2 separate regions of the Mus musculus genome follow, and region 2 is linked to region 1. A link is a loop called in an ENCODE intact Hi-C map of the cell type or tissue named here. Cell type or tissue: gastrocnemius. All regions are shown on one strand. Each heading gives the region's core, and the rest is flanking DNA. Links, peaks and the distances in the headings are about the cores only.

The links. Peaks named below come from ENCODE experiments on the same cell type or tissue, not always from the same donor. Only the 100,000 strongest peaks of a DNase experiment are listed, where the experiment ranks them.
Region 2: a loop joins it to region 1, with 2.6 times the contacts of the local background. A loop is called at or near these places in 9 of 42 quality-filtered maps.

The regions. Positions count from the first base shown.
Region 1 is chr11:86,352,126-86,367,317 of GRCm38, forward strand. It overlaps Med13 (mediator complex subunit 13), which reads right to left and starts at 5,471. Exons shown (of 30, transcript NM_001080931.2): 1 at 5,335-5,471; 2 at 3,149-3,383. The coding sequence starts at 5,400. It overlaps Gm38937 (a long non-coding RNA gene), which reads right to left. Exons shown (of 3, transcript XR_880098.1): 2 at 8,366-8,473; 3 at 7,887-7,966. In gastrocnemius, for the core only: a CTCF peak has its summit at 6,325 (motif pointing left); DNase peaks (open chromatin) are centred at 5,358 and 6,256; H3K4me3 peaks cover 1,503 bases; H3K27ac peaks cover 1,459 bases.
Region 2 is chr11:86,295,443-86,310,634 of GRCm38, forward strand. Med13 (mediator complex subunit 13) reads right to left here. Exons shown (of 30, transcript NM_001080931.2): 10 at 13,257-13,470; 11 at 11,542-11,620; 12 at 8,092-8,213; 13 at 6,023-6,113; 14 at 5,688-5,902; 15 at 5,208-5,404; 16 at 2,838-3,754. It overlaps Brip1os (BRCA1 interacting protein C-terminal helicase 1, opposite strand), which reads left to right. Exons shown (of 7, transcript NR_130959.1): 7 at 7,780-9,001. Among named protein-coding and RNA genes, the nearest start is that of n-TQttg2, 41 kb to the left of the region's middle. In gastrocnemius, for the core only: no CTCF peak of the experiment used is centred there; no DNase peak of the experiment used is centred there.

The DNA.
Region 1 (15,192 bases), core at 4,813-7,312:
AAAAAAAAAAAAAAAAAAAAAAAAGGGCAAGATAAATATACTCCATCTGAAAAGACCTTATTATTCTTTAAGATAGTCTGATCTAAGTAACATTCTAAAGTAAACAACAGGTTAAAAAGAAGCTAAAACATTATATAAATACCACTGACTTTGTAAACCAAGAGTTCAGGGCTAGCTTTGAGACAGTGGACATGCTCACATGCTACTCAACAGTGTGTGTGCTCACTCTTTGGGTCACTTCCACTTTGATAAAAATATTTAGCTATTCAATAGCAGTCAGCAGACTCTGACAGCAACAAAATTTTGATTATATTCAAGGATCAGTATCTGTATTAGAGTGCAGGTATTGTCATTTTAAAATTATGCTAAAGGAGAAGGAAGGAGAAACTTTAAACTCTAACCAAGCTTTGCTTAAGAACACACTTCTGATGACCTCAAATCCAGAAGAAAAAAGCTACACAAAGTGTTTTAACAACATACATTGTTATTAAACAGCTCATATTCTATTTTAATAGACTTTTAACCTTCAAAACATTAGAATCACTATGGTAAAACTAAACACTATGTATTTAAACTTATCTTTGATTACACAAAATGTGTTCCATGGAAAGGTTTGTTCAAGGCTGTATAGAGTAGCACACAGCTGTAATACCAACCAGCACTGAGGCTGAGCTTGAGGGGGGCTTTGAATTCAAGGAACACCACAAGACTCCGTCTCAAATAATAAAGTGTATTCAGATGCTGTGCCAACTTTACCAAGAAGACTAAACTCTCATAGACTTAAGGTATTCATATAATTTCTTGTGGTATTGGGAGTTCAAAGCCAGGACCTTACTCAGGCTAGCCAAACACTCTGAGCACCATTATAGTTTTAACACTGACTGTGTTTGCTTAAACATTTCAATTTAACAACAGTGTCTAAACAGTCTATCAACATTTTAACAATGAGCCAGGGATAAAGGTCAACAGTAGAGCACTTGGTTAATATATACACATGGCCCAAGATTCAATACTTAGCACTTAAAAGAAAGTAAACAAACAAACAACCTACAAACACTTTAACTGAGGTGACTTCATGAATCATTTCAATGTTTAAAATAACTCTCACCTAAGTCAATGAAAGGAAAAGGAAGCTGTATGCTTAGCATTTAGTGCATGAAGCAGAAAGCACACCTTGCTAAAAGGCACGAAGGCTACTGATACACACTCAGACAACACAGTATGCATTTACAGATATACACTCATCTCTTTACTATCTAAAACTGTATAAGTCAAGTGTAGTAGCACACACCTTTGATCCTAGCATTGAGAAGTGGAGGCAGGAAAATCAGGACTTCAAAGCCCTAATGGACTATGTGTAACACTGTCTCAAAACAAGCAAAATCACAAACACATTATAATATTTAGAACTAAGAACTAGGTTCTTCAGTAACATTTCAGGAAAGCCAGAATGCTCTATCATAAAACAACTGCACCACTCTCAAAATGCTGAAGAATTCATTAAAAACAAAAGGTGACTTAAAAATATATAAAAGGCGCATTCTTAAACAAATGTTGACCTTAGAAAGTATTAGTTCAAGATAGAGCTATCTGGAGCCTAGTCTGATGGCACACATCTCTAATTCCAGCAGGAACCAGAAGGAATACGAGTTCAAAGGGCATAAAATGTGTTCCATGGAAAGGTTTGTTCAAGGCTGTACAGAGTAGCACACAGCTGTAATACCAACCAGGACTGAGGCTGAGCTTGAAGGGGGCTTTGAATTCAAGGCAACACAGACTCCGTCTCAAATAAAAAAGTGTATTCAGATGCTGTGCCAACTTTATCAAGAAGACTAAACCCTGTGAGTAAACTTAAGGTATTTATTTAAGTAAGGCTACATGATTTCTGGATTATATTTCATACAAAATAAAACAGATCCTACAGTTCAAAACCATAAACCACAGAAAACTAACTTTCATACAAGAAAGCTTTTTTTCAAAAGACCTAAGGAGCAGGAGAGATGGCTCGGGGATAGAGTAAAAACACTAGTCAGTCTCAGTTCGATTTCCAGAACCCACACAAAAAAACTAGATGTGGTGCATCTGTAATTCCAGCACCCCTACACCAAGAAGGGGAGCAGAGATAGGAGCAGTCAGAAACAAAGAGGGCCAGGTGGCCCGAAATAAGCTTCCTAAGGGCAAAACAATCAGTAAAACCCTGTCTCACCAAGATGGAAGAAGCAGGACTCCAAAAACGTTGTCCTCTGACCTCTACACAACATGGTGGCACACATATCTACACCCACACCTACACTCCCTGCTCACACAGAAAATTTTAAAGACCTTAAAAATTTTCAATTTAGCTGTCAAAACTCTTATCAAACTAGAACTTGGTTCCCTCCGAGAGTATCTAGTCAAAGATACACTTACACTGAGTTTAAAATAAACATAACCAGTAATTTTCATAAAGGGCTATAGTTTCTTTCTAAAGTATATTTGGCCCTAAAAGTCAAGAAAATAAAAAAAAAAGAAATATTGATGTGCTCATAATAAACCGTTTCTGTACAACCTTTCAGATAATGACCTTTGTCCTTTAAAAGTTAATGAGATGGCCCTTGTCCTTACTAATATACCCTTTGACGAAGCAGGGTCTAAAGACCCTCCCACCCCCCACCCCCCAAAAACAGCATATGCCTCCCCGAGTTAATACATAATCATAAATAATATTAAAATACAACTATACTTTTGAAAATCTATGCCAAACAAAGTTACATTTCTAGGCCTGCCCACGGGGTCAGACAAAAAAGAACACAGCAAACTAGACTCAAAGGTGAGTTACACTTGGCTTCAAGACTATTATATAACTGTAAAAATAACATGCTTCCAGATTCCATTTTTCTCAGGTTAATGAAAATGCTTTCCCTAGATACAAACTGCCTGTGAGAAATTACAGAAAGAAGCCGGGAGGTAGAGGAAGAAACTCAGTCAGAGTTCAAGTCTCCTGGAATCTACACAGGTAACTTAAGGAAACCAAAACAAAGATGGTGAAACAGAGCATGGCAACCCTCTTACAGATCCAGGCTGACAAGGCCGTCCACCACAGCAGAAGCACATTGGGAAAGTGTACAACATTGCTAAGGCACAGTTAAAAAGGATAAAGTGCTTTCACCTGATAAGTCATGGTGAATAAGGTCAGCAAAATTGGGATCTTTACCCCACCAAAATATCCACAATTCTCTTCTTCCAGGTCTTTGATCTCGCCGCCAAACACCAAGTACATCTGCCTTAAGGCATCGACTAAAACTGCTCAAAATGGGGTCTTCTTCTGTCACCGGAAACAGAATAGGGGCGGAAGTTGGGCCTTGCCATACATATCTTTTCCACTTAATTCCTGTCAAGTCGGCCTGAAGGAAAAGAAAGCAAAATATCTATATTATTGTTCATTCACTCTAAGTAATAAATATTTGTTATTAAGTATAATAATATAAGTATACTATTTATATATTTATATATAAAATATATATTCACTATAAAGTCCTTGATTTCATTAAAACATCACTATTTTTAATGCATGCTTAAGTACCTAAAGATATGACCAAAATAAACAACCAAACAAACCAAAAACACCACAGCAAAGAATTCTAATGTTTCAACCAACAAGAGCTTAAGGAAAAGAACACAAAACTGTTACATAAATTATCAAAGATGTCACTGAGTAGCAAGTCTACAATAAATGCAACATATCCAGAGCTGACCAATGAGACAATGATGCTAAGCCTGCACAGTAAGTCTAGCCTCCTCCTCTGTCCTACAGTCCTCTCTGTCAGTCACATTTGATCCTTGGTGAACTGGAAAGTAAAGACTCTCATTCCAGGTTTGTAAGAAGTCATGGCTCTAATACGAAAACCATCTGAATTTTTTTTTTCTTAAGGAAAAAAAAAAAAAGCCTGTTAATTCTCCACAAGCACACAGCTCCAAGGAAAGAACCACTTCCAAAGAGCTGTCAGATTTGTGCTAATCTAGCTTCAAAAAAAAAAAAAAAAAAAAAAACCCAAAGTGCCAAAAATAGATCCAGTTGGGGAAGACAGAAACGTTAAACCTGCTGTACATCTTACTACATGTGACGAGATGCTGATTAATGGACATGTCAAGAAAACCAGTCTAATCTGTAAGACGTAAGTGTGCTGAAGATCCCCATTTACCACATCGTGAAAGAGATTCAACAAAGGAAATTCAGTAATTCCTTATTCTAACTTAGTGACAGAAAGCATAAGGTGCCAAAAATGAAACTGCTGATACATGACTGGCAGTTTATGCTTGCCAACTAGTTATGCTCCACCCACTTAATTCACTTACCTATGATAGACTTAATATTTCTCAGAGCACACGAAAAATGAAAAAAGTCACTCTAACTTAGTCATTCAGGAAGCTCGGCTATCGTTTAATTCAGGACTAGATATTTGCAACAGTTGGTACTTTTGACAAAAGTCTTAACTCTTGAGTGTTATCCGATTTGGGCCGACCTACATACACGTACTAGAACATCCCTAATTCCAGCTGCCCCAGACTTTTCAGTTCAATAAAAGGAACAGCCAGCTCAAAACATTCTTAAAACGTAAGCAAAACAGACAAATATAGAACGTTTAGTGCGAAACCACAGTACCTCCTCCACTTGCCCCTCCACTCTCACAAAAACATAATGTTCTAATAAAAGCAAGATGGCTAGAAATTGTCAAAATGGCAAAATGTTTTCAAAGTTTAAAAAGAAAACATATGAACCGGCACACACTGTTTTTACACAAAGATCTGAAGTCACCCATAAGGACACTACCCCTGTATTAGTTTAACTTACAAAACGAAGAGGGTTTTAATACGTAAGTTTTTGGGGGGGTCCTGTTTAAGAGAAGCCCACTTACAAGGGAAAAGCGAGCTTAAAGGCAGTCGAGCAGGGGCAATCGTGGAAAGTGTGGAAAAGGGATACACTGTTCGATACAAGGGGCGGGGGGCGGGGAGGCGGGGAAGCAAGAAGCACACAAGAAAATATTACTATCCGGGCAGATAAGCAGCCCAAGTTAAGGAAAAGACTAGGATGGGGAAAAGAGTCCAAAACAAGACAGGAGGAGGAGAAAGACCGAGGGGGTGGGGGGAAAGACAAGCCTCTTCCCAGCAGAGCCCCGGTCGGTAGGTGAGCGGACGCTGCCTCCCGGGGCGGCCGCAGAGCCTCGGAGGAGGCCGACTCCGGCGGGGCCTAGCCGGGGGACACCGGCATCTGGATGCGACCCAGACCCCCTCCCCCACGGCCCAAGGGCGCACGGCGCGGCCCCCTCCCCCACCGCCCGCGGCCCCCGCACTCACCAGGCAGAAGAGGTTACAGTGACAATCTTCCAGGCTGGCCCCGTTCGACACGAAGGAGGAACTCATCGTCCCTCACAGCAGCCGCCGCCGGCGCCACAACCCACCATCCGCCATTACCGCCGCCTCCGACCAGAGAGAGAAACACAGACACCGGGGAGGGCGGGGGGCGGTGGGGAGGAGGCCGCCGGGCCGCCCGCCCTCCCCGCCGCCCCCCGGCGCCGCCGCGGCCCCCGCCGCCCGGAGGCACCCAGCCGCCCGGGGCCGAGGCCGCAGGCGGGAGGGCCGCGCCGCGCTCGGCCGGCCGCCGGGACTGCGGAGCCCGCGGACGCGCGTCCCTCTCCGGAGAGGAGGGGAAGGGATGTCTGTCCCTTCCACCAGAAAAATAAAAAAAGATTTAAAAGAAGAAAAGAGAAAAAAAAACGAAAAACAAAAAAATAATAATAACAATCAGGTACACGATAAATAGTCAGAGCCCGAGTCCGAGCGGGCCGAGCCCAGAAGCCCGGGAGGGTTCTCCGCGGCCCGGGGACGCCCGCGGAGGGGCGGGAAGGGCGAGGACCGGCAGAGCACCCCGGGCCCCCGGCCCGGCAGCGGCGATGTCCTTAAGCCCAGAGTCTCCTCAGCGGCGGAGGTGGTGGCGGCGTCTGTGGGCTCAGTCCATTCTCCGGCTGTGTCCTCGTGTTGTCCCTGGGCCAAGCCTGCCTAACGTCTGCTCTCCTGCCGCCTCACCGCCTGGACGCCGTAGTCTCCCCCATTTTGTGGGCCCAGCGGGCGGTGTTTTTCCCCCTTTAATCCGAATTCACGGGTTTTCCCTTCGCTTTAATGGCGGCCACAGGGACCAGCTCGCCCTCTCTGCTCGCCCATTGGCCGCCGCGAGGTCACGTGGGCCGGGCTCCGTAGGGAGGGGGGAGAGAGAAGGCGGTGAGGGAGGGCAGGGAAGCTTTCGGAGCCCCGGGGACCGGGCGGCCAGCTGGTGGCTACTAACATGGCGCCATCTGCTGGATGCCCCGGTTAAGATGACCCGAGTCTTGGCCCTAGCTTTCTGCTGGCTGGGGAAAGTGCAGCAGCGCAGGAAGGTTCACTTCAAAATCGAGAATTACTTGGAAATCAGTTCAAATTCTTTGGAAGAGAAAGTTGGCAAAAAAAAAAAAAAAAGAGAGAGAGAGAGAGAAAAAGAAAAAAGAAAAGAAAAAGAAAGACGTTCCAATGCATTCTCATTCACTCCATAAGGCCGCCGGGGTACATCGCAGAACTCTAGGGCTAAAGAATGAGAGCTGGATAGACACCAGCCTCGCCCTCTCTTTTTAAGTTATAATAAAGAGGTAAAAAAAATGAAACGATATGGTCTTGTGGTTAATGAACTAGAAATAAAGTCCTGCTGTTCAGGATTCGAAGCTGGAGCCAGTCTTTTACCTCTTTGTGACTCAGTTTCCTCATCTGTAAAATGAGGAAAACAAATGTTATGTTTGTTATATGATGCATGAATACAACCTGAGCACTAGCCTCGTGCCTGCGCCCGATAAGCAGTGTAAGGCATGCATTACTATACTTCCATCCTTCCTTTCTGTGGTTACTTTGAGAAACACGTGAACTCTGAGAGTGAGAATCAGGAGAACTGACCCTTTGTTGCTATAGCTGTCCAGTGCCTTAAAATGTTCTAGCACACAGTAGGTACTTGATATTTGAAAACTTAGAAATGAATAAGAAAAACCATGTATGATGTTAAATCCCTTCCCAAACAATTATTCTGGGCTGGATTACTCTTCAGTGAAGAGTTCAAAACATTTTCCATGCAAACTTTAAAAGGATTCTAGGAGGAGACGAGGGAGGAATCGGGAAAGATTAAGAGATAATGATACCAGGAGTAAAGACACAAGCTTTTAATCCCAGCTCTGGAGAGGCAGGGGGAATCTCTGAGTTTGAAGCCATTCTGGTCCACAAAGGAAGCTCCATGCTAGCCTAGGCTACATAGTAACACCCTGTCTCAAGAAGAAAAGAAGAGACAACAGTTAGGAGCTATCAGAACTTTAAGTCACAATTATCTCTGTAAAATAGTAGACTCTTCTAGCTTACTTTTTTAGCCATAAAATGAAAAGTATTCTTCACCACCTCTTTGTCCACCTTAGTGCTGATTAAGGTCCTCAAGCCAAAAACTTGCAGAGAAAGTTCTGCTGCTTGCCAGTGGACCTTAGATCAAATCTGACCCTAAATCAAATTAGTTTATCATAAATCAAGGATAATCAGAGTAGTTTTCTCCTAAAGTGTTTGATGAAATAATGTTGATCATAAGTACTGGTCCCATTGCTTCCTTAATCACATGAATGTTAACCATTAAAATGATTTTCTAAATCATGACCAAGTGGTAGCACACATCTGCAGTCCCGTACTTGGGAGGCTAAGACGGGAAGACTGAGGGTTCGAGACCAGACTCGGGTAGTGGCAAGACTTTTCCTCCAATAGAAAAGAAAAATAATTTTTTGAGTATGTGCCTGTTCCTCGGGATTTCTGGAGAAGCAATTCCTACAGAATAAGAGAAAAGGCAGTGACCTGAATAAGGCAGGCATCAAGTGTGACACACTAGGAGCGCTGGAGGAGGAGTTTCCAAGTTGAGAGGGCGTCAAGTAGGCAGCATCTGAAATCAGATTTGAAGGATAGAATGAATTCTTATAAAGCTCTTTGAAGCAGTTAAATCTTATTAAGCCCAATTCAGATCCAAAGGCCACATATCAAAGTCAATTATACAACCAGGACTAATTCAATCCAGGAGCTCAAATCAACTAAGGTCGGTATCCTTTATAACTGAGTGCCAGCACCAGGAGTCAGGGATCCCAAGACTCAGTGAGGCAAAGGCTCCTTCACTCATCTCTCCTTCTCTGAGAGAATCCTCACATACCTGTTCTGTTCTCTTCCTCAACTTGAAATGTCCTCTCCCACTCCTTTTCTAATGTATATCCATCCTCCTTAATTTTTCCCTCCCCCCACCCCACCCTCCCTTCCTCCTCTTCCCCCTCTCAGACACACATATACATACCTTAGGAATTCAGGGGCAGGTAGAATTTGCCTGACATCTACCACGTAGGAAGTAACATTTGATTGAACTTTCATTTGAATGTCAATCTTCTCCAAAAGAGAGGAGAATCTGACAACAAAAAAAGACTTCTCAAGAAGGAAAGAACTCTGGGACCAAGGGGGATGGGGCAGGGGTGACAGCAGAAGAGACTGAGAAGGGGAATGAAGCGGAGCAGTGGAGGACTAAGATCCCAGCAGAGAGAGGGATGGAAACCTAGGGAGAAAGAGAAAACGGGGCCAGCATCACTCTCAGAGAGCATCTTGGGAACCACCTACATTGTGTTAAGATGACATTTTGTGTGAGCTAAAGAGAAACAAAAATAGAAACTTTAGGAAACAGTGATGTGTCAATGTAGGTTCATCAATTGCTTTTTTTAAAATAGTATATATATATATACTATTTTAAAAACCCTATGTATTTATATATATATATATATATACTCAAAAGGCTGAGGCAGGAGAATCATGAGTGAGCTTGAGACCTGCCTGAGCTACATAGCAAGACCTTGAATGAATGAATGAATGAATGAATAAATGGATGGATGAATAAATAAATAAATAAATAAGCAAACAAACAAATCTTCCCGTTTTTCTCTATAATCTTTTTCTATAGGGTTCAGATTACATTGTTGTTGTACATTATACAGTTTACACAGCACATAGTGTATGTGTGTGTGTATGTGTGTAAGAACATGCAAGAATAAGATGGAGAAGATACTAGATATGACATCTGGACAGTTGGACCAAATGCAGTCAAAACTATTCCTTCTTGCCTCACAATTCCAATTGACTCATTTATAAAATGGGTTTGTAAAATGGCACCAGCTGTGAGAGTTGTTGCAGTGACTAAGAGAGAGGAAAAAATACCTAACAGTAGCCCAGTAGGAATTTCAAAATGACTTTGAGAGGTAGCCTTGGGTCAATAATTACTGGCTATCTTCTCTTTGAAATACAGATCCACTCAGTGATCTCTGCACCTAAAACCATTCTGTAAGTCTTTTGGGTTTTCAGGAACTCCATTCTGTATGGAATGTCAGAGGCTCTGGCCTGTGGACTCCTTACTTGATATAGCGAAGTCCAGGAAAGGGCAGCATTTGACCTTAGGATTAATCCTCTACCCATGATTCTGGAAAAAAAAGCCAAGTCTAGAGTAGCGCTAGCCAATAGAAATGAAACAAAGCCAAATAAATCCTATAATTTCAATTACTGTTTGTTAGACATATTAAAATCTTTGGCCAATATATCAGAAACTATATCATTTTACATGTAGTTCATATAAAATATATTCATATAGCTATCCCTTTTTTAAAAGTTGTTTTTAGCCAAACCTTCCAAAATCCATGTTTGTTTGTTTTTCCCAAAGAATATTCCAATCCAGACCAGCCACATTTCAAGGGCCCAATAGCTAAACGTGACTAAGGGCTACTGTGTTGGGTAATACAAGTTTAGAGTCAAAAGCTGAAAGCAAAGAAGGAACCAATTAAGCCCTAGAGAGAGTGATCTTCAGCCTAGAGACAGTATTGATTTTTCTTAAGGTCATGTTAATGGTTTAATGTTGTACTTAATTCAATAGAAAGAAGGACTAAGAAGTTACACAGCATTTCAGTCAGGGAATGTGAATATACAAAGGTGGGGGAACAAAGCAAATGAAATCAGCCAGCTCAGAAAAGAAGAAAACATTGTCTTTCCATCTATGAAAAACCTAAATTGCTACTTTTCTTGAAAGTATAACAACTATGCTCAGCCTCAAGTTTTCTATCAAATGTTTCATTTTAGCATGAACTTTGAAATCAACCCTTCCTAATTCCATTACTTTGAAATTAGGTTAGCAAACCTTTATTAGCAAAACCTCAGTACTGTCTCCTTCCAGGTCTTTATTCCAGTCAAATTACCTGACTGACTGGATCTCCTGTTCTTACAAAGGGATGAAGAGATTGGGCTAAATGGCCACTCCCACTAACACCTAATATGTGACAGGCAGTACATATCAGACAGGGTTCTTGTAACTGTGCACCTAGCTTCTGAGGTATTCTATTATTCCACTTTTCTAGATTGAAATGTTGAGATATAGAATAGCTTCCCTGTGCCCACAGCAGCCTCTGAAACAGGCTAAGGGGCCTAATATATCACAAAGGCTCTGAGAAACGTCTTGGAGGGACAGTTGAAACAAAATCTTGAAGGATGAGTTAGTTGGGTTGAGCCAAGAAAGGTGGGGGAGGGGGAAAATCCCAGAAGAAGAAAGGGGAAAAAAGAGGGGCTGGACAGTTTGTTTGGTTAGAGAAGAAATCCTGAGTCTTTTGTTGTTGTTGTTTTGTTTGTTTGTTTTTGTTTTTTGAGACAGGGTTTCTCTGTGTAGCCCTGGCTGTCCTGGAACTCACTTTGTAGACCAGGCTGGCCTCGAACTCAGAAATCCACCTGCCTCTGCCTCCTAAGTGCTGAGATTAAAGGCGTGTGCCACCACGCCCGGCTGAAATCCTGGGTCTTAATCATAAAGAGTTTGCTTCTTTTCCAGAAAAGATTAAATAAGATTGTGACAAGCTAAGATTTGTTTTCAGAAACAAACTTCCAGGAGACTTGTTGGGGGCATGGTGGCAATTCAGGCAGGAAGAGGAGAGGAGAGGACTGACCCAAGTTAAAGGAGCTTGTCTACAAACACCCTTTCTGTTTCCCATTTACCCCCACTGTCATTTATCCCATCAGCAGGGAACCTGAGAAAACAGAGGGAATCACTGCTGACCACGCTTTTCTTCTTTGAGGTGATTTTTTTTTTTTTTTCTGAGTGGCCAAAGCTAAAAGAGAAGACAAATGTAATTCTTTGAGCCTACTCCTCATGCAGGACAGGAGGAGGAGGAAAAGAAGGAGGAGGAAGAGGAGGAGAGAAATACCAGGCAGGAGTTTGGTCTCACAGGATCATTATTCCTGCCCAGATACAAACTAGTTTGCAATCTCGTTATTCTCTTTCCTCAAGAAAAAGTTCAAGGAAGTTCAAAACATATGACAACCAAGAAAAGTTTATTCTACAATCTCTTGGTTTCACCATAAGCTTATAGGACAGCTTATTTGATGGTCATAGAAAGGAAAATACCTATTACAGCTTTTCAACCCCTGGCTTTGACATTCATTCATTCTCTTACCATGCTCTGGTATTTACTAAGTGGTGTGTGATGGGCCAATGAATGACAGTGAATCAGAAGCAGACCAGACTCTTTTTTTTTAAAGATTTATTTATTTTATGTATATGAGTACACTGTAGCTGTACAGATGGTTGTGAGCCACCATGTGGTTGCTGGGACTTGAACTCAGGACCTTCAGAAGAGCAGTCAGTGCTCTTAACTGCTGAGCCATATCTCCAGCCCCAGACCAGACTCTTAAAATAGTTATTATGTCTCATACAATAAACACCTTTACAATCGTGTTTTCAAATGGTTTAAATGGCTGAGGATCAAGTGTGATGGTACTTAGAGAAGAGGGGTGCTACCCTAGGTACTAAGGAAGAAATAACTCAAAAAGAACTTTGTGTTTCTCTTAGGACTTCTTCACTGATGAATAGGACTTGGGCATGCCCTGCTTTTTAGGATGAAGAATTTAGATCGTGTTCTTCCAGCTGGAGTTTGAGGTCAGAGTTCTGAAAACTACTATTGGGAATTTTACTGAAAGTGGTGGTAGTGGGGGGGGGGAATCTTGGTTGCTGAAAATCTGTCTATTCACCCTCGCTTCTACCTTCTCCTTTGCTGTGCTAGACTGCTCCTTGCAGACAGCAAGCATCAGGCTTCCTCACTAATTCCTTTGTGGTTTGATTTGGAATCAGGTTGTGTGATGGTACATGCCTGGAATCACAGCACCTGGAAGGCTGAGGCAGGAGGATCAGGAATTTAAGATCATCTTCTACTACATAGCCAGTTTAAGGGCAGCCTGATCCACCTGAGATGATCTCAGAGAAGAAAAGAAAAGACCCTCTGTGCTGCCTGCTTGGCTGTCTTGGCTCCTAAACGTACATCCATCCATCTATTGGTTTGGTTTGGTTTGGTTTGGTTTGGTTGTTGCTGCTGCTGCTGCTGTATAGAAATGGCATGGAAACATACCAGCGTAGAACAAACATGGTATTACCTCACATAGTTCCTGGGAGTTAGTAACAGAGGGTGGCTGGCTTAGCCAGGTGCTTCTGGCTCACATTCTCTCATAAGGTTGTCAAGATGTTGGTTAGAGCTAGAGTAGGGTTAAAGATCTCACTTCCGGGTTCACTCCTACAGCCACTGGCAGCAACAGTTCCTGCCCAGCTGTTTTCTGCCAAGTGGTCTTCTGAGACTATGCAGTACACACAGCTAACTTCTCCAACAAGGAGTAATCCAAGATTGGGAGCGGGGGTTGGGGGATGAGGAGGATGGGAGAGATCCATACGGAAGCCAGTTTTTCACAACCTAATCTCAGAAGCAACATACCATCACTTCTGCCACGAGCTGTTGGTCACACAGACCAACTGTAGTAAAGAGTAGGAAGGAATCACACAAGGGTATGAATATCAGGAAGCAGAAATAACTAGAAATGAACTGTCTTAGAAACTAGCTGCTATCTTGGAGACTAGCAACTAGGCATACCTTCTGGTCCCAAGTGATTCATGTCTGTTTTACATGTAAAAAGCATACACTCCCTCCACCAAGTTAACAGAACTATCATCACATTCTAGCATTAGTTGGAAGTTTATCTAGCATCTCAACATCTAAGTTAAGTTCAGGCAGAACTGAGGCTTCTCGGATGCAGTTCCTTAAGTACAACTCCTTGAGAACAGTTCCTGGGTATCTGTGAAACAGAGATAACTATGCCACTGAGTCAAGAGTAACAATAAAATGGTTGTACACCTTCCTGTCCCAAAGTAGGAAAATGGCAGGTCACAATGGTGAACATCTGTAATGCCAACACTTAGGTGGAGGCAAAAGGAGGGTAGCCTGAGATACTTAGATAGTTTGAGGCCAGCCTAGGCTATATGAGATCCTGTCTCAAACAAAACTAAATATATATATATATATATATATATATATATATATATATATATATATATTACTATCTAACATTGTCCTCATAACTGTTGTCCAAATTCCAAGTTCATATCTGCGTATAAGGATTTTGCTACAACAGAACACCAGTAACAGAAGTCAGTCGTGCTACATAGTTCTGTCTAAAAAGATACTTTGAAACTTGGTAGAGTTTCAAACAACGATTGTCAATTATTTCATATAATTTCTGAGAACTGAGAATCTAAGATGTGGATTGGCCAGGTGGTTCTAGATGAGAGTTTCTCACAAGATTGCATCAGACATGGCCAGACACAATACACTCATATACCCAGATATCACTCAGTAGCCCCTAGTAGGTACATTTATTAGTTATGTATTAATAATTGTGTTCCTTATGTCAGTTAGGGCTATGGTTATCTCCAGGTCCAATTAGGGCTGAGACTCTTCTTACCCAAGACAAGCAGAAAGAAGAATATGTCCGTGTCTGGTATATTCCTGGTGTAGACTTTCTGAATCAATCACCTTCCTTTTCCACCTCCCTTACTCCTTTCAGTCCTGGAAGTGGCATCTCCCTCAAGCCACACATCCTGGGATGTCCCATCAGTCTAATGCCACCATTCAAACGCCTCCTGTGTTTTATTTTGTTTTGTTTTTTTAAGGCATTTATAATTGTGAGTGTGGATGTGAGTATGTGTGAGTGTGTGTCTGTGAGTGTGTGTGGGTGTGGGTGTGGGTGTGGGTGTGTGTTAATAAAGTCCCTGAAATAGATGTTACTTTTTCTTCTGGATCCTGACTAATCCAAGTAAGTCTTATTGAGCTGGACAGATTTCTTTACTGAAGAACTCCTCAGGACTTTGGCATATGCTAATGTGCACTATCAATCTCCCAGAGGATTCTAGAGCATGCAGCCTTCTCCAGCCCCTTTGATCACAAACCCTGGTTTTTGTGTTTTGCTTTCACATACATCATAGCTAGCATGGAAAAGGATGAACAAGAAACATCACAGTCTAGTTTGGCTGAAGCAGTGAACATATGAAGGAAAATAGCAATATACATACATACATACATACATACATACATACATACATGTAAAACAAACAGTGGGAGAGGCTGAGTCACACAGGGCAATATATTTGACGACCCCAGTCTTAAGGTCTTGGGAGTCATTGAGGCTTGCCCACTGCTAGGTGAAAAGTTAGAATTACTTCCCTAAATTACTTAATTATAGCAATGCACTTTCTTTTTAAACTGTAACTAGGGTTACTTTGCACAACTAGCAAAACAGAGAAATTATGCTCTCAACATTTTGCTTTTTTATTGCCTGTACCTTCAGATCAGCAGGTTGGAAGAAACAAGGCCTGAGCTTCAGGAACGCCATAGTGTTTGCCTTATGTTTTCAATATGGTAGAACTTTCTTAAAATAGGGAGATCCTCGGGAGAAAGATGAAATGTTTTAGCATGCCCCTCTAAAACAGAATTCTTAAATGGGTCAAAAGAGAGAAGACTTCTTTTGACCAGAATTGGTGATTCTAAAAGAACCACAGAAGTACAACTCCGGGTAACAATGAGTTCATATTAGAAAAAGAACAAACATCTTTTCTGTAAAAGCAGTGTTTAAATGGTTGCATGAAAGGGCTGGGAGTGTGGCTCAGCAGCAGAGTATATACTTAGTGTCTAAGAAATCCTGAGTTCAAACCCAAGCAGGAAGGGAAAAAGGGAGCGAGAGGGAAGCCGGTGGTTTATGCCTTTAATCCCAGCACTCAAAAAGCTAAGGCAG
Region 2 (15,192 bases), core at 5,795-8,294, 56 kb before region 1:
ACAGCTACAGTGTACTTATATATAATAAAAATAAATAAATCTTTAGAAGATCATGGGAGAATCTGCAAATGTGCATTTCTAACAAAGTGGTACTGTGTGATGCTGCTAGTATGTGAATTAAGACATCAGTATCAAATGACCCTGTCACTATCTCCTACTGCTCTCACCCACAACTACAAAAGAAATCACTAAGAATGGTCACTTTCACTTTTCTTGTCCAAAGAAATGCCATCTTTTCTTCTTGTTTCGATGGACATGTTCCTATATATAGGTCTATATACACCTCTACTTGGAATGTATTCTATTTCCCCTCACTTACTTAATGTCTTTGCTCCTACAACAGCACCTTTTGTTTCATGGTAATTCTTCCCACGGAAGAAGGTTAGACTGGAGAGAGGGAGTGAGTTTCCAGTTAGGTAGGAAGATTATGTTCTAGCGGTCTACACAGTAACATGATGAGCACAACTAATATTATTGTATTGTATATTTTAAAGCTGCTAAAAGATTTTAAGTGTCACTACAAAAAAAGTGATAGATAAGCTATCATATATTTACATAGCAAAATACCACACTTACTCAATTATATGAAATTACTGTCAGTTTAAATTTTTTGATCTAGAAAGAATCACTTTCCATGAACAGATGTGTGTGTGTGTGCACACACACAAGTACTATATGTTAAACCTAACATAAAACTCTATTTATACCAATGTCTCCCAAATTTCAAGTTTGTTTCTCATTTCCTCACACTCACTCTAATCAGGTTGACCAGAACTGATTATCTAGGTCTCTAATTACTACCTTCATGAGGTCACATCCAGTGGTCTTGTCACATTGTACCTTTATGAAGGCATTATTATACATATAATCACTCTCCTTCAAATATTCTCATACAAGAGCAATCACTTCCTTGCTCCTTCTTCCTTCTCAGACTCCTTCCTGACCTTCTTTTCCCCAAAACTGCCCATCCAGCTCCGGCCTTTGAAAAGAAAGGGCCTCATATATTCCAGGGTGGCCACGAACTTACTATGTAGCCAAAGATCATCTTCAATTTCTGATTTTTTCCTACAATTTCCCAGTGCTGGTATTACAGATGTACAACACACCTGGCTTTCCATAGTATTTAATACTGATAACCCACATACAACCTGAATTCTGAATTTTAACCTCCAAATGTGTGCCTGCAACCCTCCTATTTTCTTTCTCTGCAGTAGTACCAGCATTGGCACAAACCAGGCTTAACACTTCATCTTTTCTTAAGTGGATCAGCACACTCTGTAGGTCTACGTCTCCATCTAATCTAGAGCCTACTGCCACTAGTTCTATGGCTTCCAGTCTTCTCCAAGCTGCCACCTTCACTAAATGACTATTCTCTACTCAAAATTACTGCTGCTTCTCTCATCTTCCCTCACTTCCCATCCCAGGGATTTTTTTTTTAAAGCTAAAAAGACAGTGGTGTTACTTTCCGATTAAGAACCATTCCCAAGGCATTTCAAATAAATGCTAAAGGCATAGCCTAAAAACCCACACCCAGAACCAGGGTAAAAGTACCTGTTGCCAAGCCTTGCAACCCGAGTTCAAGCCTTAAACCAAGAGGATATGAAGAAAGAGCCAACTCCCTCAAAGTGGCCTCTGACCTCAACACATTTTCCAAAGCACACATGTGCACCCAAACATGGAAGTGCTCACACACAAATTAAATAAGTGTTTGGGACACCTCTTACACTTCACCGTGTATCAGTATGACCATCACTCAACATACTTAACACTACTTATGTTTCTAAAATTTACCGAGAGCTATGTCCTCAAGGACTTGGAACTACATTGTCTACTAACATTCTTCCCCCAGTTAACTACTCTGGCTCACTTTTCCCACTTCAAGTAGGCCTTTCTATAAATGTTCTCCCCCCTAACATGTCTGACCATATTTCTAAAATAGCACATAAGGATCCTCCCATGCAAACATGCTCTTTTGCCCTGCTTTCTCTTCCACGTACTCGTAACTGGTATGTAATGCAAGTATATATTTTCTGTTGTTGTTGTTGTTATTTAACTGTCTCCTCCACTAAATCATAGGCTCAAAAGGACAAGGGATTCTAACCTAGCCAGTCAGTGCCCTGTGAATGAAAAACCTGATATACACAAGGAGTGGGGCCCACAAGGTTGATGGCTTTTGAGGAATGACACAGAAGGCTATCCTTCTATGTATCTAAACTCCAAATACACATGCAATCACGTACCCACACACATAAGGAAAAACAAAGAAAACAATCGAATAAAAATTCAAAACCAAAAGCGGCTGTGTCTGCTCAGGAGTGAGCATGAACAGCGCTGAGCATGAACGAGGTGCTCTGTAAGCAGCTACTGAGAGCCCGGGCACAGCTCGAGAGCAGTGCAGCTACCTCAAAAGACAAATTAGATGGCTGCATGAGAAACAATCACTCATTTTCTCCTTGCTAACATGCAACATGCCGTTTACATTTCTATGTCAGTACATAGTTAAAGATTACAATAACGTTTTAATTGCTGAAACTCATCTAAACAGCTAAGTCTCACATTAGGTAACAGTCTTATTTGTTTTTCTGAGACAGGGTCTCATACTGGTCTTGGCTATCCTGAAACTCCATATGTAGACAAGGCTGACTTCCAACGCACAGAGGTCTGCCTGCCTCTGCTGAGATTAAAGGCATGAGACACCACACCCAACATGTAGCTGTCTTTAACTGAGGGTTAAGTCCAAACTTTAGTATTCCTATGTGACCTACTGGTAAGTTACTCACGGCCCCCCCCCCCCCCGAGGGATAAAAAAAAAGCCAAAGTCAAATTCACAAACTTACCATTTTGCTTGGCCCACGGATGTAAGCATGAGCTTCTGACAAGTGCTTCATCAACTTTCCCTCCTGACATATTATCCATGAACTGACGCCCATGTTCTAAGGCGAGGCAGCAGTCACTACAACAGTCCCGCTCCTCAACACGCACCCAATTGCTACTTATACCCACTTTGGGAAAAGGATCTTGGTCTGCTGCTCCAAAGGGTGAAAATAAATTAGTGCATTGATCTTGTAGCAGTAATATTAATTCATCAGGCACCTTTTCAGATTCCTTCAGGCCTCCATTAACATTCTCCACAGAGGAAGCCCTGAGAGCTTCAAAACGTTTTTCTGCTTCTTTCCCACAGTCTGTGTTACGTCCTATGATGTCAAGTTCATCTTCAAGAAATAATCCTGAATTATTTCCAAATTTTCGGTTCATGACAGCACTGAAGCCACAGGTGCACCGATACTGTGCTTCTTGGGTTGGGTCTGGAATGTAAACTCCAACATCGGCACCCTTGATATTCATATTGCAGACACAAATACAGCAACTATCAAAATTACAGTCTTTAAACAAATTCATTACTGATTCTGAAAGGATGAGGTTTACATAAAGACTGTGCGCTTCAGGGATGGAAGGAACAGTTGCAGGTTCAACAGAATTGAGGGGTCGGCATGTAGATGGGGTGGAAGCTGGTGAATACAAGTCTGAATTCTCATACTTGACTGAACCTTGAGCACTAGCAGGCCCACCAGCCCCACGAGGGGTCCTTGGAGTCCTTGGAGTCCTTGGAGTTGGAAACCTAGGGGTGGATGGGGAAGGAAGAATTCCTGCACCACCATTACTAGGAGGTGCGCTGCTCGGAGGCATCCCAAAAGAAGCATGGGTTTGCGGTGTGTAGGCGGGGCCATAGTCCTGATCCAAATTACTGCCATCACTGTTGTCACCAGGGTAAAAAGAGGAACAAATGCATAAAAGAACACATTAATATATGGAACACAAAACAGCATCCTCCATACACTTCCAAGCAACACTGGACATTTCTATATGGTAATCATTACAAGATTACAGGGAGAAATAAGACTTATTTCAGGTTTACTGTGAGCACTATAAAGATTCTTGTGAGCTAACTAGAATCAAAAATAATAAGCAACCAGATTCAAGATTATAAAATGAAGCAGTGACTAGAACTATGGCTTGGGAGTTTAAAATATTTGCTGCATTTTGGGGGGCCATAGGTTCAGAGGTTTGGTTCCCAGGACCCATATCAGGAAGCTCATATCTGCCTATTAACTCCAGTTCCAAGGTGTCTTGATGTCCTCTGGTCTCTGTGGGCACCTACACATATGTAGTGCACATGAAGTCATGTAAGGATACACAAAGACTTAAAAAAATTCATGAAGCATCCACATCTGGACAACCATATTTACTATCTATAAATTTCTAATGCTACAAATATCCATACTTCATTGACTCTAATTGCTACTGATAGCAAAAAATAAATTCTGACTTTTGGGATGTTTGTGTTAGAAAGTGGTAATAGTGAATGTTTTGCTTTGATTTTTTGGTTTGTTTTTGTTTTCGATTTTCTGAGACAGGGTTTCTCTGTGTAGCACACCCTGGCTGCACTGGAACTCAATCTATAGACAAGACTGTCCTTAAACTTGATCATCTACCTCTGCTTCCTGAGTGCCACTATGTACCACCACTGCCCAGTTGGCCATAGTAATTATAAAAATGTGACTGGTAATAAAATGCAAAACTTTATCTGTTATGATGTGAAGTAATTGTAAAATGGCAGTATAAAAAAGAGGACAATTCAGAATCAAAGGCTAAAAGAAAAGGTACCTTGAAAATCAAAAATGGTCTATGGTTTCTGGTCTATGGTCTCAAAGAGTTAATCCATCTCTATTATCATTATGATAAACAAGAATCATTTTAAATTTATTTACTTAGGATTTCCAAAACCAATGTTCTATTTCCAGCATACCAGCTACTTCAAGAAAAACAAAAGCTGAGCTGCAGAAATGGCTCAATGGGTAAAAGTGCTTGCTGTGTAAGCTGAAGACATGAGTTCAGATTCTCAGATCCCATGTGATAAAGCTGAGCATGACTAACTAAACAAGCTATAATCCAGCACTTGGGAGGCAAAGACAGGCATATTCCAGGAAGCTGCTGGTCAGTCTGCTTCAACAAAACACCAAGTTTCAGATCCAATGAGAAACCATGTCTCAAGTGAGTAAACGGCAACACATGTGGCTCGTACTCATGCAGAGTCTCCAGTGCCGCCCTCTAACACACACGGGCACTCACACACACGCTCACACACACGCTCGCGCACACACACCCCACACAAGCAATCAGTATTATAATAACATCATCAATCATACCCCTCCTTGATGAATGGCATTGAAGGGCCTGAAGGAAGCAAGTCCAATTTTCCAACAGTCCAGCTCTGCCGGTAAACACACTCTTCTGGCAATTTGATAGGAGGCAGACAATGGCTTGGTAGAGTTTTTAAAGGTGCAAACATGGAACATCCTACTAGAACTTGACAATTTTCGGGCTTATAGACATAAGAAAAATCCTACAATATAAAGAACGGGGACTTTCAGTGCCTTATATTCCAGGGACAAAAACAAAGAAACAGAATCAAAGCGACTATCTTCTCTAGCCTGTTCTTTAAATGGACAAAAGTATAAATATTATCTGTTTTTATTCTTGAATGCATTTTACATAGTGGTCCCACAATTCCCTCCTCATATTTATTAGCCATAACACTAAAATCAACTGTGAAAAAATTCTTAAACACAGCAATTAATCCTATAAGAAAACACAGGGAGGAAATGACTTTTCTAGAAAATACTTACTTTAATTTCAGACGGTTTAGGGCTACAGAATCCTTCCTCGACCTCGATTCTGAACTGCGTTCCTACACTAGAGCTATTTCCTTCCAGGACAGTCCCTCCGGGTGCTGTGTCCACACTACCGTATTCTTTGTTATTCATATTCATTGGAGAGAAGCCCATAATGTGCTGTTCCAGTGAGGGTGGCGTGGGGTACATTTTGTGGAGGTCTGCAGTGCCTGTGTGTAGTACAACACCCATGTTAACAAACTAAAAGAGGTGAGTCTGTTTACAGTGAAGGAGTTTTGAAAGGAGTTAAGTTTTTAAGCCAAGCTGGAGCTCAGATTTGGGATGCTTACTTATGCAGGACAACGGATCCAGATTTCCTGTCTTTGATTCTTTGGAGCTGGCTTTATCATCTGATCCACTTGCTGACTTTTTAGATCCAGGCTATGGGGGGAAAAACATATTAATGTGAAACCCAAAGTGATCACACAGTATTATTCGCTTATATGTAAGTTAAAGGATTAAGTACTGGTCATCAAAAGTGGTTTTCTGAGTCTACGACAGAGCTAAATATCATACTAGACAGTTTACAGGTAGATCCATCACTGGAGTGCATTGGTAAGTCTTGGGATTAACAGAGAAAAGGGCATCCTCAGGAAAATAAGCAATAAACAAGTAAAAGGCAAGAAAGGTAAAATTAACACAATTCTTTTTTTAGCAAAAGATATTCAAAGAATCTGTCCCTTAATTTAAAAGATATTAAGATTTCCTAAATAATTAATAACTCCTCTTAATTCTTTAATTTTCACCTTGGTTTAATAAAGTTATTCTAGCAAAAATATTTTTACAGATCTAATACTGAGCATAAGTTCAGGGAAACTTCCTAACAAACCAAGTTTTAGCATCTCTCACCACCAACATTTTTTGGTGGATTGGATTGTTTGTTTTTTGAGATAGGTAAAGCCTTATATAACCTAAGTAGGCTTCTTGTTTTTATGTAGACAAAGCTGAGTTTGAACTCCCAACACTTTGGCCTCCTATCCCAAGACCGGGGTTTAAAGGCATGTGCAACCATATCCAGCTCTTACCAATGTTTTTAGAAGGAACGTTTGTTCCACGTCTTATGTTGAACACTTTGTAAGTAAAGCACACACATGACAAATTTTTTACCTCCAAAAAGCCACAGCTGCTGTCTGGGTGTTAGTAGAGACAAGATCTGTCTATATGGACCATATTCAAAGTTCTTTTCCTAGTGAAGCGTGCCCTAGTACACACTACACTGGAGGGTAAAGAGTGAATGTTCACATAGAGCTATATCTGACTTACCAATATCTGTAATAGATTTCATATGTTCAAACATGTGCAATAGATATCCTCACAGGATATATTATATAAGACAACAAACACCAAATATGCCAGTCAGGTCCTAAACTACTTTTAAGTAGATGGGAAAGGACTCCCTTTCATGACACTGTAGCACCCAATTAACTGCTAGACGACTGACATTCTAGGAAATCATTTAAAGTGTTTACTTTTTAAAAAAAAGATTTATTTATTTATTTATTATACGTATACAGTATTATACACTGTAGCTGTCTTTAGACACACCAGAAGAGGGCATCAGATCTCATTAAGGATGGTTGTGAGCCACTATGTGGTTGCTGGGATTTGAATTCAGGACCCTCAGAAGAGCAGTCAGTGCTCTTACCCACTGAGCCATCTTGCCAGCCCTAAAGTGTTTACTTTTATCTTCAACTTTCTCTGAAAACAGGTGTGAACGATGAAGTAGTATTTTCTGGTTTCTCCTTTACCATTTTCAAGACTATGTCTCGTAGTAACAGAAGTAAGGTCAAATAATTTGAGAAAAACTAGCATTTTTGGTTTTTTGGTTTTTTGAGACAGGGTTTCTCTGTGTAGCCCTGGCTGTCCTGGAACTCACTTTGTAGACCAGGCTGGCTTCAAACTCAGAAATCCACCTGCCTCTGCCTCCCGAGTGCTGGGATTAAAGGTGTGCACCACCACGCCCGGCTAAGAACTAGCATTTTTATGAAATTGGTAAGGTATAAAGTCCTAATGTTAATTACTTAAACATTCTCTAATTCAATTCCAGAGTCACCTCTCAAACTACAGGATCAAAGAACAGAAAAATCATTCTAAAGACTGAAGAAAAAAAAATTACATGGTAGAACTATGAAACTTGATCATCTATCTTTCAAACATACCCACATCAAGATTTACAGGAAACCATGTCAAGGTGACTTTAACATGAGAGTAAAAATCAATCAAATGTGTTTTATTATAAAATATTTCCTACTGTTCAGAGCTAAAACATAGTAATAAAGTCATAAATCACTTCCAAAACTCAAACTGTTATGAAATCAATGAAATTTAACTTAATCCTAATCATTAGTAGGATACTTACTGTTAATTCATCTTCATCAGAATTGAAGAGGTTATCAAGGTCAGTGTAAGACACAGCCAAATCTGAGTCATAAATCAAACTGGTTGATGGAGGACGGGCATGATTTGTAGGGCGTGGAGCATCTACATGTGACAATCAGAAAAAAATAAACTGAAAACTCAACTATTAGCCAAGTAGTATTCTGTTTAACTAAACAAGAGAGAAAACCTAATGTTCACAACAACTATGCAACACGATTATTCTAGTCACTAATTTAAAATCTGAAATTCTTTTCTCATAAATAAAGCTTCCCGAGGAAGCTCCAAAAGTTACATAATCTACACCATAGTTAAGCTCTGTAGAAAAGGTCATAAAAATACAAATGCCATTAGAATGATACTTAAAAACACATACTTTTCCTTTTTTGTGTGTGTTATGTGATGTGATTGAATATATGCAGATTCACAGGTACCTGCGCACATTATATGCATAATGTGGAAGCCAGAGGTTGACATGGGGCATCTGCCTTAGTTGCTTCCTAACTTATACATTAAGTATGGTCTCTCCTTTGAACCTAGAGCGCACTGATTCAATGAGTCCAGCTATCCAGCTTTCTCTGGGAACTCCCTAGCTCCTCTTCTCCGATGCTAGAATTTCAGGCAGGCTCCATCACACTTGCCTGACATTTATGTGGCTACTGAAGATCCCAACTTGCACTGTCATGCTTGTCCGGCAAACAATTTAAAAGCTAAGCCATCTATCCAGGCCTTTTTCATTTTGAAACAGATGGGATTTATTTAAGCAAATAAGGCTGCATGTAAATATCGTAATAAAGATGATAGAATCACAGAATATCAAGCTAATTATGTATGATGAATACATGTTAAGTATCTGTTAAAAAAAAGAAATATTTATAGATAATAATGGAGTATCACTACTTGTCTAAAGGCTTGGTATGTTTTTTTCCGTTATTGTGTGTGTGTGTGTGTGTGTGTGTGTATGTGTGTGTGTGTGTGTGTGTGTGTGTGTGTGTATAACTCTTAGTGGTTGAGAAGAATAGAGGAGAGAAAATAGAGGATACAAAATAGATACCAAAATAGAATTGGATAGAAGGAATAGGTTCTATTGCTTATAGCATAGAGGAGTGATTGTACTTCAGAATTTTGACCTATAATGATATAATAATTAAAAAAAAAAAAAACTAGGTAAGAGGGGCTTTAAGGCTCCTAATAAACTAAGTACAAAATACCCCGATTTGGCTAATTTATATGGGATACATGTAGTAAAACATACTATACTATCATTACATGTTTACTTTACGTCTAGCCCCTCCCCTGTTTTACTGGCCTATGCCTTTGACCTTTTTCCTTAATGCCAGTGCTATACTACTATTAGCTGTAGAGTATATTTTGAAGTCAAACAATATAATAAACCAATGGGGGAGGGGACAAGGATTCTTTGTGTGGCCCCAGCTGTCCTGAGACTCACTCTGTAGACCAGGCTGACTTTGAACTCAAGAGCCTGCCTCTGCTTCCCAGATGCTGCGAAAGATTAAAGGTGTGTGCCATCACATGGCTGAAAATCAACTTTTTATTGAGGAGAGGGGTAGTAAGACACTTACTGTGTGCACCAACTAATCTCAGACTCATGAACTCCTCTGTCAACTCCTGAGTGCTGTGACTACAGCCATATACCAAAATCCTGGCTCAGCACCTTGGTGAGTTTACTCAGTACCAAATTCTTTTGAGCCTCAATACAAAGTCCAGGATTTTTTTTTTTTTTACTTCATCTCTGTGCAACATGCCACTAGAAATTTGATAAAGACCCCTTCATCAAAGAATCTAAGATGTCACCCACCAATACTTAGAGCCACTAAGCTGCCTTATGAAAGACTACCTGCTCCTTCTTTACATAATTTTTTCCTTATTTTCATTTCTTTATTCTCAAAATATTAAAACAAAATATTGCCTTCAAAAACACATACCAAAAGATAAACTGTGCCTATTCAAAAGCTTAATGTAAATGATACATACTAACGTTTATAGTATGCTTAATGTCTGGTAATAACAAAAAAAACCAATCTTCGTGTTTTTATTCCAAAAAAAGTACTTATATGAAATGATACGTATTAAATAGCTTGATTAGCACACTAAAATATCCACAGAAAGCAACAAACTATGCATCATAAATATATATACATATGCTATATCATGTTTATCTATCTATCAATTTTTAAAATTAGATACCTTCTTCACACAGATACTTTCAAAGGACTCTTGACTACTATAGCTCTACAGTCTGAACATATAAATATGCTCGACTGCAAAGCAGTGGTAGCACACGCCTTTAATCCCAGGAGGCAGATCTCTGAGTTCAAGGCCAGCCAGGGTTACACAGAGAAACTGCTTCCAAAAAAACAAATAAAAAAAGCAAAACAAAACAAGAAGCTGAACTAATAGCATCAGAAAAGAATCCTTGGTTGGGTATGGAGCACATGGTACAATCCCAGTACTTGGGAAGCAGAGGCATGAGAAAAGACATTCAATGCAGTGCAGCCGCTACCAGATCGTGTGTTACATAGAAGCCAGCAAAGGCTGTACGCGGTCACATCACCAAAAAATGAAAAACAAAGCTAAAAGAACAACAACAAAAAGTAGAAGAAAAGAAAAAGTTCTCTGATACATTCAAGCCATGAGAAGAATCAGAAAGTTTTCTAAGCTTCATTTAAAAACTGAGCTCTGCAGACCAGGTACACACACCTGTAATCCCAGGGGCTCAGGTGCTCAAGAGCTCAGGAATGAGATCAGGTCGGACTACAAGAAAAGAAACTTAAAATAAAAGATCATCTACCCCAAAGTCCTAAATATTGAGTTTTCAGATCAGAAAACCTTAGGCTCTTATCTCACTACACAGACCTATTTCTAGCTATTAAAAAAAAAAAAAAAAAAAAAAAGGAAAACATTCCAACAATTTACACTTGATCTTCTTCTTTGTTGGTTTGGGTTTTCAAGACAGGGTTTTCTCTATGTAGCTCTGGGTGTCCTGAACTCACTCTGTACACCAGGATAGCTTGAACTCAAGAGATCTGCCTTCCTCTGTCTCCAGAGTGCTGGGATTAAAGACATGCACCACCATGCTCAATAATACTTAGTCTTAGCCAAAAATCAGTAAATATACATCTCAATTTCTAAGAAAATGCTATCATCTGAACTTGCTTCTTCAAATACAAGATAAACAATAAATCTAACCATACCATGAAATATACTGTGCAAAAAGGATTATTTAAAAATCCAACAGTGTCACATGAGGTTAGGCAGTACGTGTCTTTACCCAAAGAGCCATCTCACCAGCCCCAGATGAGTATTTTCATTGCCCATCCTTCATAAAGCTTTGACTTTTAAGCAATAGGTGCTTTTCCTAAATCACATAATCAAATCATCACTGGAATGAATGATTAGAAAGAAGTTTTACCTTGTTTAGAGGGACTAAATAATGACATAGCATCTTCTTCGTGTGATAACACTGTGACAGCAGATGTCCCATCTTCCACCTGAAACAGTGTTATAGATTGGGCAGTGCTATATATTTTACCAACAATAAAAACCTATCAATTCTTGAGTAGCTATGTGTCAAACATTCTTATAAATGTTCTAAATGCATTACCACCAATTCCTGTGTTGCTTTGGAGTCAGGAAGTTGCGTATAAAACAAGGTTTAATGTATCAAGCTTGCCCTCATATTTGTCATGTTCCTGCCTCAGTCTCTCATACACTAGACTAGAAAGCACACACCACTATATGGGGCTTGTTACTCTTTCTATTGTTTAGTTTGGTTCACTTGGGGTTTTTGTTTTGAGACGGGATCTCTGCCTGGCCAGGAACATGTCATGTAGACCAGGCTAGTCTCAGATTCAGGGAGATGTGCCTCAGCCTCTTGAGTGCTAGGACTAAACATGTATGCCATTACATTTAGCTATCACTAATTCTTAAAGTAAACAATCAGCGGTCTCACCTTACAAATCAATCATTTAATTCACAGGGATGCTAAGGAATCTGCCACAGAAATCATAGCTGATGGTGTAAACTGGAACTTTTGACATAGTATAGATTTCCCGAGTCTGTGTTGAGTTTAAATTGTGGATATACCCTTCCCAGACAGTACTGGTTTCATATTTAAAAAAAGATAAGACTAAGTAACTGGCATATAGTACAGCTAGATACAACTCTGTGAAATGAACTGCTTTGTAGTAAACACTGGATCATTTAATACATTTAGTTTTCAATGCTTATATTTTAGATTTACTGCCAAATTCTTAAGTTATTTATTGCCTAATATTAAAACTTTAATCATATGCATAATCTTAATTACAGTGTGTGTGTGTGTGTGTGTGCGTGTGTATCTATGCCACACCATGAGTATGAAGCTCAAAGAACAACTTAAAGGAGATGTCTCCCTCCATCACGTAAGGCGCAGGGATCAGGCTAGGCAGTAGGTGTTTTTACTCACTCAGTCATCTCACTAGCCTAGCCCTAGATGATAGTTTCATTACCCATACTTTATAAAGTTTTTGCTTTTAAGAAGAAAGTAATCTTGCTAAATCACATACTCAAAAATATCCCACATTTTATTAAACCTAGCACCAAGACAGTGCAGTTAAATGTTCTAATTCTGACCAAAGTTAATATACTATTCATCCACTATTAAAATACAACTCCGTCATCAGAAACTAAGTCAAAGTGTGTCACACAACTGATTTACTCATCGTCACATAAACATATCTACATACATATGATCAATCTTTCTATTCTAAAAGAATAAATGGGTGAGTTGGGTAGAGTGGAGGTTACGAGCACAGGCTCTTCTTCCAGAAGTCCTGAGTTCAATTCCCAGCATCCACATGGTGGCTCACAACCATCTGTAATGGGATCAGATGCCCTCTTCTGGTATGTCTGAAGACAGCTACAGTGGACTCATAAATAAAATAAATAAATCTTAAAAAAAAAAAAAAAAAAAAAAAGAAGAAGAAGAAGAAGAAATGAGTGGGGCTGGGCACACAGTTCAGTGACAGAGTGCCCAGGTTCAATAACCAAAACCACTAAAAGCAAAGCAAGCAGTGCTGAGGGTGACATCCAATGTGCAGTACACGGCAGTGTGTACACTGACAGGACAGAATCTCTCCTACTCACCTTGTGTTTCTTCCCAGCTTCTCTCTCGCTATTTTGTCTATCTTTTTTATCAGTAAAAATGAATTCCTCATCTCCTTCAACAAATGCATATGGATCAATTTTAGGTTCTTGTTCTGTATCAGATGCTATTGCTGAAAGATACTGATTTTTAATTTGATATTGCTGGACTATTTCATCAGAAACTTTTAAAGGCTTCTTACACTGCACCATTAACCTGCATAGAAAACACAGTTAGAAAATTAGTATTTGTTATCCAAACAAGCACTTGAAAATTCTAAAACAACTTTAAGTGTCGTTTTTAGAATTACTCATAGTATTTACCCTATAATCTCTAATTTTACAAATGAAACTGAGGTAATATGATTTATTATAACCTCAATTTTAACAACAGAAAAATGAAACTAAAACCCAAGTCTCCACATATTGTCCTTCCACCAGAACAAGCTGCCTTTTAATCATGTGCCCTGTTCTCATGTTCTCAAGCACGGTGACTTGTCCAAAGCTGGTACTGAGAAGAATCTTCAAAGACAAGATACTCTCATAAAATCTGTACAAGGAAAATAACTCTCCTTTTCTTATTGCAAAGAATAGATACATTTTAAGCTTCAAATTTTAAGGCCTTGTTTCTACTTTATGAAAATAACATTATTGCTATTAATAATGAGGTCAACAAAACAAAATAAAAGCAACAGGTCAAAAAGTAACTCAGTTTTCTTCCTGCTACTCTGGAAGATTAATTTGTATATTACCAGTCTCCTGGTTGGAAACAGTGATTTAAAAAAAAGTATGCTCCCACTTATACTCTAAGAAAACAACAAAGGCACACAAAACCACAGAAAGGACAGCAGAGAAATTCAAGTTATAAACAAGAGGAAGCTAATATATCAAAGAAATCTAGGCCTCAGATTTTAAAGCTAAACGATGGGAGGAGCCACAAGAAGACCCTGGGCAAGCTCTGTGAAGCCTCAGGACCCATACTTCTGAACTGCAATATTCACTGTTTATATGCTAGACCAGAATGTGAATACAAAATCATAACTTCGGTGAATAAAGTACGTTAAAACTTTAAAATTCCTTTTCTCTCGGGTTTACAAATCTCAAGTTGTCAACCTGTCAGAACAAGGCAGCCAGGCTTCTAGTCAGAACATTTTCAACATCCTGCAAAACCTACTTGAATACAGCACCAAAGTCTGTAATACCCAAGCCAAATCTCCCACAATCTCACTCTTCTCTCCTCTCCAACTTCACCTGATGCTTCTCCATAGCCTCTCTGTTTCCAGGGGCTTCCTTGATGTGCCTCACAAGGACACACACCACCTGACTCTTCCTTTTGCTTGCAATGTTTGTCTACCCATCTCCTTTACTTCCTCCAGTGCTTTGTTTAAATGCCAACTTCTCTGCACCTTATGACTACCTATTTAAAACTGTCTTACCCTGCACTGTAGTCAAACCCTCCGAGGGCAGTTATCTTCCAAAATATTATATACGTTACTCTTTCAAACTCTCATTAGAATAGAAGCCCCACAAAGGCGGAGGTCTTGTCTTGGTTCACTGAATCATCTCTAATACTGAAGAAATGCTAAAACACAAGGTCAGTCGTTACTAATGTAGAATAAATGAGATATAAACAAAGCACGAAACTAAGCTAATTAGCATTAGTATCTTGTACTGTGAAGTAAACCACTCTTCTACATTAGAAAGCACTGAGCCGCCAAGATCACACGGGTGATCCCAGCCCTCTGGTCAGACTGAGCTAGAGAGTGAGGTCTCATCTTAAATACATACACCCTCAACAAACACCGAAGGAAAACCACAGACTGATGCCACTCACCATCTCCTCTCAACACTTAAACAAGACTTATGTAGAGTTTGGAGCAGGAAGTTACTGCCCAGACTGTAAGTTGTATGAATGGCCTCAAACTTCAATCTATTATTA